2 separate regions of the Homo sapiens genome follow, and region 2 is linked to region 1. Evidence: chromatin contacts called from ENCODE Hi-C or POLR2A ChIA-PET data. All regions are on one chromosome and are shown on one strand. Each heading gives the region's core, a stretch centred on a gene start or an enhancer-like site at or near the end of the contact. The rest is flanking DNA. Distances are from core to core; before and after follow the strand shown.

Evidence for each region. A loop is a pair of places that touch in the nucleus more often than their neighbours do. ChIA-PET counts read pairs that join two places held with the same protein, here RNA polymerase II (POLR2A). Pooled maps may share reads with other maps.
Region 2: a map of psoas muscle shows a loop between it and region 1 (2.1-fold over the local background). The contact joins two enhancer-like sites. A Hi-C loop is called at or near these places in 19 of 168 maps with a recorded cell type or tissue (A673, CD4-positive, alpha-beta T cell, CD4-positive, alpha-beta memory T cell and 15 more), 33 of 37 single-sample maps with no recorded cell type and 34 of 50 pooled maps. POLR2A ChIA-PET finds 5 or more read pairs at or near these places in 2 of 52 experiments (activated naive CD4-positive, alpha-beta T cell and naive thymus-derived CD8-positive, alpha-beta T cell).

The regions. Positions count from the first base shown.
Region 1 is chr4:152,397,926-152,400,994 of GRCh38, reverse strand. All of the region lies in intron 4 of FBXW7 (F-box and WD repeat domain containing 7), which reads left to right. Among named protein-coding and RNA genes, the nearest start is that of FBXW7-AS1, 62 kb to the right of the region's middle. Within about 2 kb of position 1,599, at least 2 of the 41 ENCODE cell types and tissues checked have a DNase peak (open chromatin) inside an H3K27ac peak, as active enhancers do.
Region 2 is chr4:152,641,902-152,644,797 of GRCh38, reverse strand. TMEM154 (transmembrane protein 154) reads left to right here. Exons shown (of 7, transcript NM_152680.3): 4 at 356-383; 5 at 1,625-1,710. Among named protein-coding and RNA genes, the nearest start is that of TMEM154, 37 kb to the left of the region's middle. RefSeq lists enhancers at 310-369, 1,515-1,584. Within about 2 kb of position 1,322, at least 6 of the 41 ENCODE cell types and tissues checked have a DNase peak (open chromatin) inside an H3K27ac peak, as active enhancers do.

The sequences.
Region 1 (3,069 bases), core at 350-2,849:
GTATCTCTTTGTTACCATTTGAAGTTCCCTAGTGATATATGATGTTGACCATCTTTTCCTGTGCTTACTTCCCATCTGTAAATCTCCTTTGGTGAGGTGTCTGTCCAGATCTTTTGTCCATGTTTTAGTCAGGTTGTTCTGTTACTGTTGTATATTTTGGATAACAATCGTTTATCCCATGTGCATTTTGCAAATACTTTCTTCCAGTCTGTGGCTTATGTTCTTATTTTCCTGACAGTGTCTTTCAGAGAGCTGACATTCCTATTTTAGTAGAGTCCAGCTTATGAATTATTTCTTTCATGTATCATGCTGTTAGTATTGTATTGTTGTATCTAAAATGTCATTTCCGGCTGGGTGCCATGGCTCACACCTATAATCCCAGCACTTTGGCAGGCTGAGGTGGGAGGATCGCTTGAGCCCAGGAGTTTGAGACCAGCCTGGGCAACATACTGAGACCTCCTCCTTAAAAAAAAAAAATGCACAAAATTAGCCAGGCATGGTGGTGCGTTCCTGTGATCTTAGCAACCCGAGAGGCTGAGGTTGGAGGATTGCTTGAGCCTGGGACATCAAGGATGTGGTGAGCCAAGATCATACCACTCTACCCCAGCAAAAAGTCATGTCTATACCCAAGGCCATTTAGGTTTTCTCTTATGTTATCTTCTAAGAGTTTTATAGTTCTGCACTTTACATTTATGTCTATGATCCATTTTGAGTTAATTTTGTGAAGGTTGTAAGGCCTTTGTTTAGATTCATTTATTTGCATGTGGATGTTCGGTGGTTCAGCACCATTTGCGGAAAAGACTAGCTTTTCTACATTGTACTGCCTTTGTTCCATTGTCAAAGATCACTGTACCATATTCTGGTCTCTCTATTCTGTTCCATTCATCTACTTTTAATTCTTTCACCAATACCACACTGTCTTGGTTACTGTAGCTTTATAGTAAGCCTTGAAGTTGGAGAGTGTCTATCTCCCAGCTTCATTCCTCTCCTTCAGTATCGTTTTGGCTATTCTGGGTCTTTTGCCTCTCCATATAAGTTTTAGAATCAGTTCGTTGATATCTGTTACTTGCTGGGATTTTGATTGGTATTGCTTTGAAACTATAGATGAGATTGGCAAGGACTGACATCTTGACAGTATTGAGTCTTCCTGTGCAAGAACATGGAATATATCTCCATTTATTTAGTTCTTCTTTGATTTTTTATCAGAGTTTTATAGTTTTCATTATGTAGATCTTATACATATTTTATTAGATTCATCCCTAAATATTTTATTTCAGGGGGCTGCTAATGTAAATGATACTGTATTTGTCATTTCAGATTTCACTTTTTCATTGCTGGTGTGTAGGAAAATAATTGACTTATTATATATTAATCTTATATCTTGCAACCTTGCTATAATTGCTTTTTTTTGGTCAATTTTTTAGGATTTTCTATGTAGAGGGTCATGTCATGTGCCAAAAAAGACAGTGTTATTTCCTCTTTCTTAATCTCTTTATCTTTTACTTCCTTTTCTTGTCTTTGTGCTTTAACTAGGACTTCCCCTATGATGTTGAAAAGCAGTGGTTAAAGAGGACATTCTTGCCTTGTGTCTGATCTTAGTAGGACAGCTTTGAGTTTCCATCCTTAAGTGTGATGTTAGCTGTAGGCTTTTTATAGGTAGTCTTTATCAAGTTGAGAAAGTTCCTCCCCTCTATTCCTAGTTTGCTAAGAGTCCTTCTATCCTATTTCTTAATGGTTTAGTAGATGACTCTGTGGTACTTTGAAGGTTGTTTGCAGAATTTCCATGCCATAGGCAATTTACCTTTCCTTGACATTTGAAGGATTGATGTTGGTGCCAAGTATAGAATCTTCACAGAGTCCTCCTGTAGCTTCTAAAGGTTTAGCTTGAAAATGTTAATTGCTTAACGCTAGTAAGTGAGTGAAAAAGCTGGGGATAAATTTTGTATCTTGCTTATATTTCAGTTCCCACCTCTGTCCTGACAAAACCCCAATATATAAACAGTAAATGTAAGATATATATATTTTAAACATAATAACAAATGTAAGTTCCTTTTGAAATTATTATTTCACCAACTTTAAACAGTATTATCAATTTTTCAAACATTTGGCCAGTGGTTACAATTTTATCAATCTTATTAGTGAGATTCTTTTCTGCTTGTGGGTCTACTTTTACTTTGACTCTTGTCCTGAAATCTCAATTCTATCTTTGGCCTCTCTTCTGAGAGACATAATTTTGTGTATTTAATTAATCTCTATTTTCTATAAATTAATATGATAAAAAGAATCAAGTTGGATGGATCAGAAGTAGAATACAGAGAAAAGAAAATATGGTTAGGGAATTGTGATTAGGTATGTTTAAATACTTAGTTCGTAGACACGACCCCATTCTTTTGTTTTTTCTTTGAAATTTGCCTTAGATTCAGTATTGTCTAGTTCTTAAAATGCTATTTTTTTTCATTTAGCATTACAATTATTTGTGGGAAAAATTTTAAGAACATTTCAGAATTCTTTCACTGGATATTCTAATATGGATAGTAATTCAAAAGAAAGCACAAAGATGTAAAATCACAAAAGATATAAAATATTTAGGTTTTTGTAAAAATCATATATTAGTATGTTTAGCATACATAGAAAATTTTATAAAGTATTATTTTTTTTTTTACTGTGAAACATCATATCAAAAGCACACAATTCCTTAAGAATTTATCTGTTTCTTCACTGAACACTAGAGGGCCATATAGCACCTTATAGATAGAGCGGCTTTCCATATATTTAAATATATTTAATATGTGCTTGTCTTTCTCTCCTACTTTGTGTTTTAGTATAGTATGTCTTGCTCAGAATTTGGAGTATACACTCAACAGTAATTATGTGCACTGTCAGATAATATGTGGGATACCTAGGGTTTTTGTTTTTGCTTTTTTTTTAACAAGCAGCTAGCATTTTGCTACTTAGTAACAACAAAAAGAGATAAAGAGTGTATCTTGGGATAAATGTATGTGCAGACTTACTATGCTTTGGAAGTATAAGTATGCTTTTAGAAAATTTCTCAAGTATCTGAACATATAC
Region 2 (2,896 bases), core at 73-2,572, 240 kb before region 1:
TTACTGAAGGAGGCCAAGGAGCAAGCCCTCTTGTTTCACCCTCCCTTGCCTTTCCTTACCAATGTTTTCCTCTTCTTGTGGATGTAAAAAATAAAGACGGATGAACATCTGGTCTGAAGTGAGCGTTCTCAGCAGACCATCCACATCTAAAAGAAAGCAGATTTCACACGGATTAGGACCTCGTTTTAATATGGCAATCCACACTTCTTTGACTCTAAGTTAATGATCGCTCCTTTAAAAATGTTACTTAATGTCATTTTGCTCTCTTTGTAAAGGAGACTTCAGCTGTTGTTGAAATTAAAAGTTGTTACAGAAGAACAAAGCTAACATGACCTTTATGTTCATTTCCTTTTAGATGAACTGGGAAGTGAAAACGTGAAAGTGTAAGTTTTCCCTGCTGCTTCTGATCCACCTGGGGTGTGAACAGCAACTGTTAAGGTGGACAGCTGCCTTTTCAGGTGTTTTTGTTCTGACATCTTGCGGGACTCTCCTGCTTCCCAGGCGGGGTTGGAGATCCTTGGCAGCCTGAGGGAGGATGTGCTGGCATCCCCAAACCCTATCCAGCGTGTGAGTGTGATCTGGGCAAAGACAGCTTGGCATCTGTTTTATTTCATTGTCCTACATTCAGAAAAGAATCCTGACTGCTACCAATTTCAAGTGCATAGCAGTTAAATATTCTATCCCTAGCTGTATTTCAAGGACATTGGTTCATTTACTCTGATTAGAAATTTTATCACCAGGAAAGATACTTGAGCTGGTATTTAGCAGGGAGCCCTGGTCGAAGCAGAAGTTCACACAGCAAGAACCCCCAGGGATGGGAGAGAGAGAGGAGGAGAAGGGAAGAGTGGGAGGAGCAGGAGGAAGGGAGAGGAGGGAGGGAAGGAGGGGTGGGAGAGAGAAAAACAAGCCTCCACTCAGAAGCATGTTCTGGGGTGATGCCATATCCTCCCCATCTTCCAAGCAGCCTCCTGGTTTAGAAACTTTATCGCTTCCTCTACGCAGTGTACCGCCTACGCTGCTTTCAGAGCTGGTGGTCCATCCTTCCCCAACCCCATCTCCACTAACCACGGACTCTGTCCCCTGACTGTGCACTTTGAGCTTCTGCAAGTGAGGGCGGTGAATTTCTGAAAGCAACTGCTCCATTTCTCCAAGAGAGAAAGGCCTGGGAATTGAAGGGACAGGTGATAACTGTAGCCTGTTGACAGTGGCCTCTTGACCTGGGGCACTGATCAAAAAACCCCAAGGAACAGGAAGTGAAATTAAGCAAGGCTAAAATGCTTCATATGGCAACTCCCCGGAAGGGCCTCACCCTGGGAGCCTTGCAGACTTGACTTTGCACCTTCAGGGGAGCAGTCAGCCTCCTGGGTTCCCTTTTTTGTCCACTTGTTGGGCCTGTGGGCACCCCACTTTTGGACCTGTGATAAATGTATGTTTGTTTGTGTGGTAGCCTTTCTTCCTATTAAAGTTTGGTAGTTTGGAATAGGGCAAGCCCCCAGGCTTCCCTAGAGCATAAGGCACTGAATCAAGTTCATCTTCCTCAGGATCAGCATTCTAGTCTCTTTCCAAATGAAATTAGGCATCTTTCACATTTCTTTCTAACAAGTCTTTTGCTCTCTATTTCTAGCCCTATTTTTGAGGAAGATACACCCTCTGTTATGGAAATTGAAATGGAAGAGCTTGATAAATGGATGAACAGCATGAATAGAAATGGTATGTGGTAACCTAAAGTTGTTTTTTTTCTTTCCTCTCTAGTAACAGAAGGCTGCAACAGCTTTATAAATATCTCAATAAATCCTGGAGTGAGACAGAAGAACCCAATCCCACATTAGATCTGGTACATGCAGATAATAAACCTGGTCTGACAATACTTAAATATTCAGCTTAATTGTTGCCACTTGTTTTTATTTCTGTACAAGTTGTTGAAATGGTCTTTTTGAAGCAGAAAATGGTATTTTATTCAAGAAAGGAAATCTCTGAGGCCAAATGATCTGGAAAAAGTTAGCATCTGGCATTACCTTATACATTACAGAATTTAAAGATCTACAATTTTAAACTGACTATGGATATAAAACTTTATCAAATGTAGTATCCATAGATCTGTGCTGTTCAACGTAATAGATAATCACCAAATGTGGCTATTTAAATTTAAATTAATTAAAATTAAAATTAAAAAATATTGAGTGTTTAGTAGCCAATGGCTACTAAGTGGACAGTGTAATGTAGAATATTTCTATCACTTTAGAATGCTCTATTGGACATTGCTCATGTAGATGGTGATATACATACCCCATATAACAATTTCCAATTGATATCTGGCAGTAATGGAAGTATATGTTCCTTACTTTTTAGTAAATCAATAATGGGACTTTAAAATGATGACAGCTGCTTTTTCTTTTTCAAATTCCCTTTAAAAATTAATTATTTTTACTACTTAGATTAAATGAATAAAACCCAGCATTATCATGTCATTTGTATTTTTTACCATTTATCTTAAAAAAATACCCTAGGGTCTGTCAAATTCAACACTCTACAGTAGAGTTAGAAAATTCAGAGACTGGTTATAAGAACTATTACTACCAGGCCAGGCACGGTGGCTCACGCCTATAATCCCAGCACTTTTGGAGGCCGAGGCGGGTGGATAACCTGAGGTCAGGAGTTCGAAACCAGCCTGGCCAACATGGTGAAACACCATCTCTACTGAAAATACAAAATTAGCTGGGTGTGGCACATGTCTGTACTCCCAGCTACTAGGGAGGCTGAGGCAGGAGAATAGCTTGAACCCAGGAGGCGGAGGTTGCAGTGAGCCGAGATTGTGCCACTGCACTCCAGCCTGGGTGACAGAGCGAGACTCCATCTCAACAAAAAAAAAAAAAAAAAAAAAAAAAAAAAAAAAAGA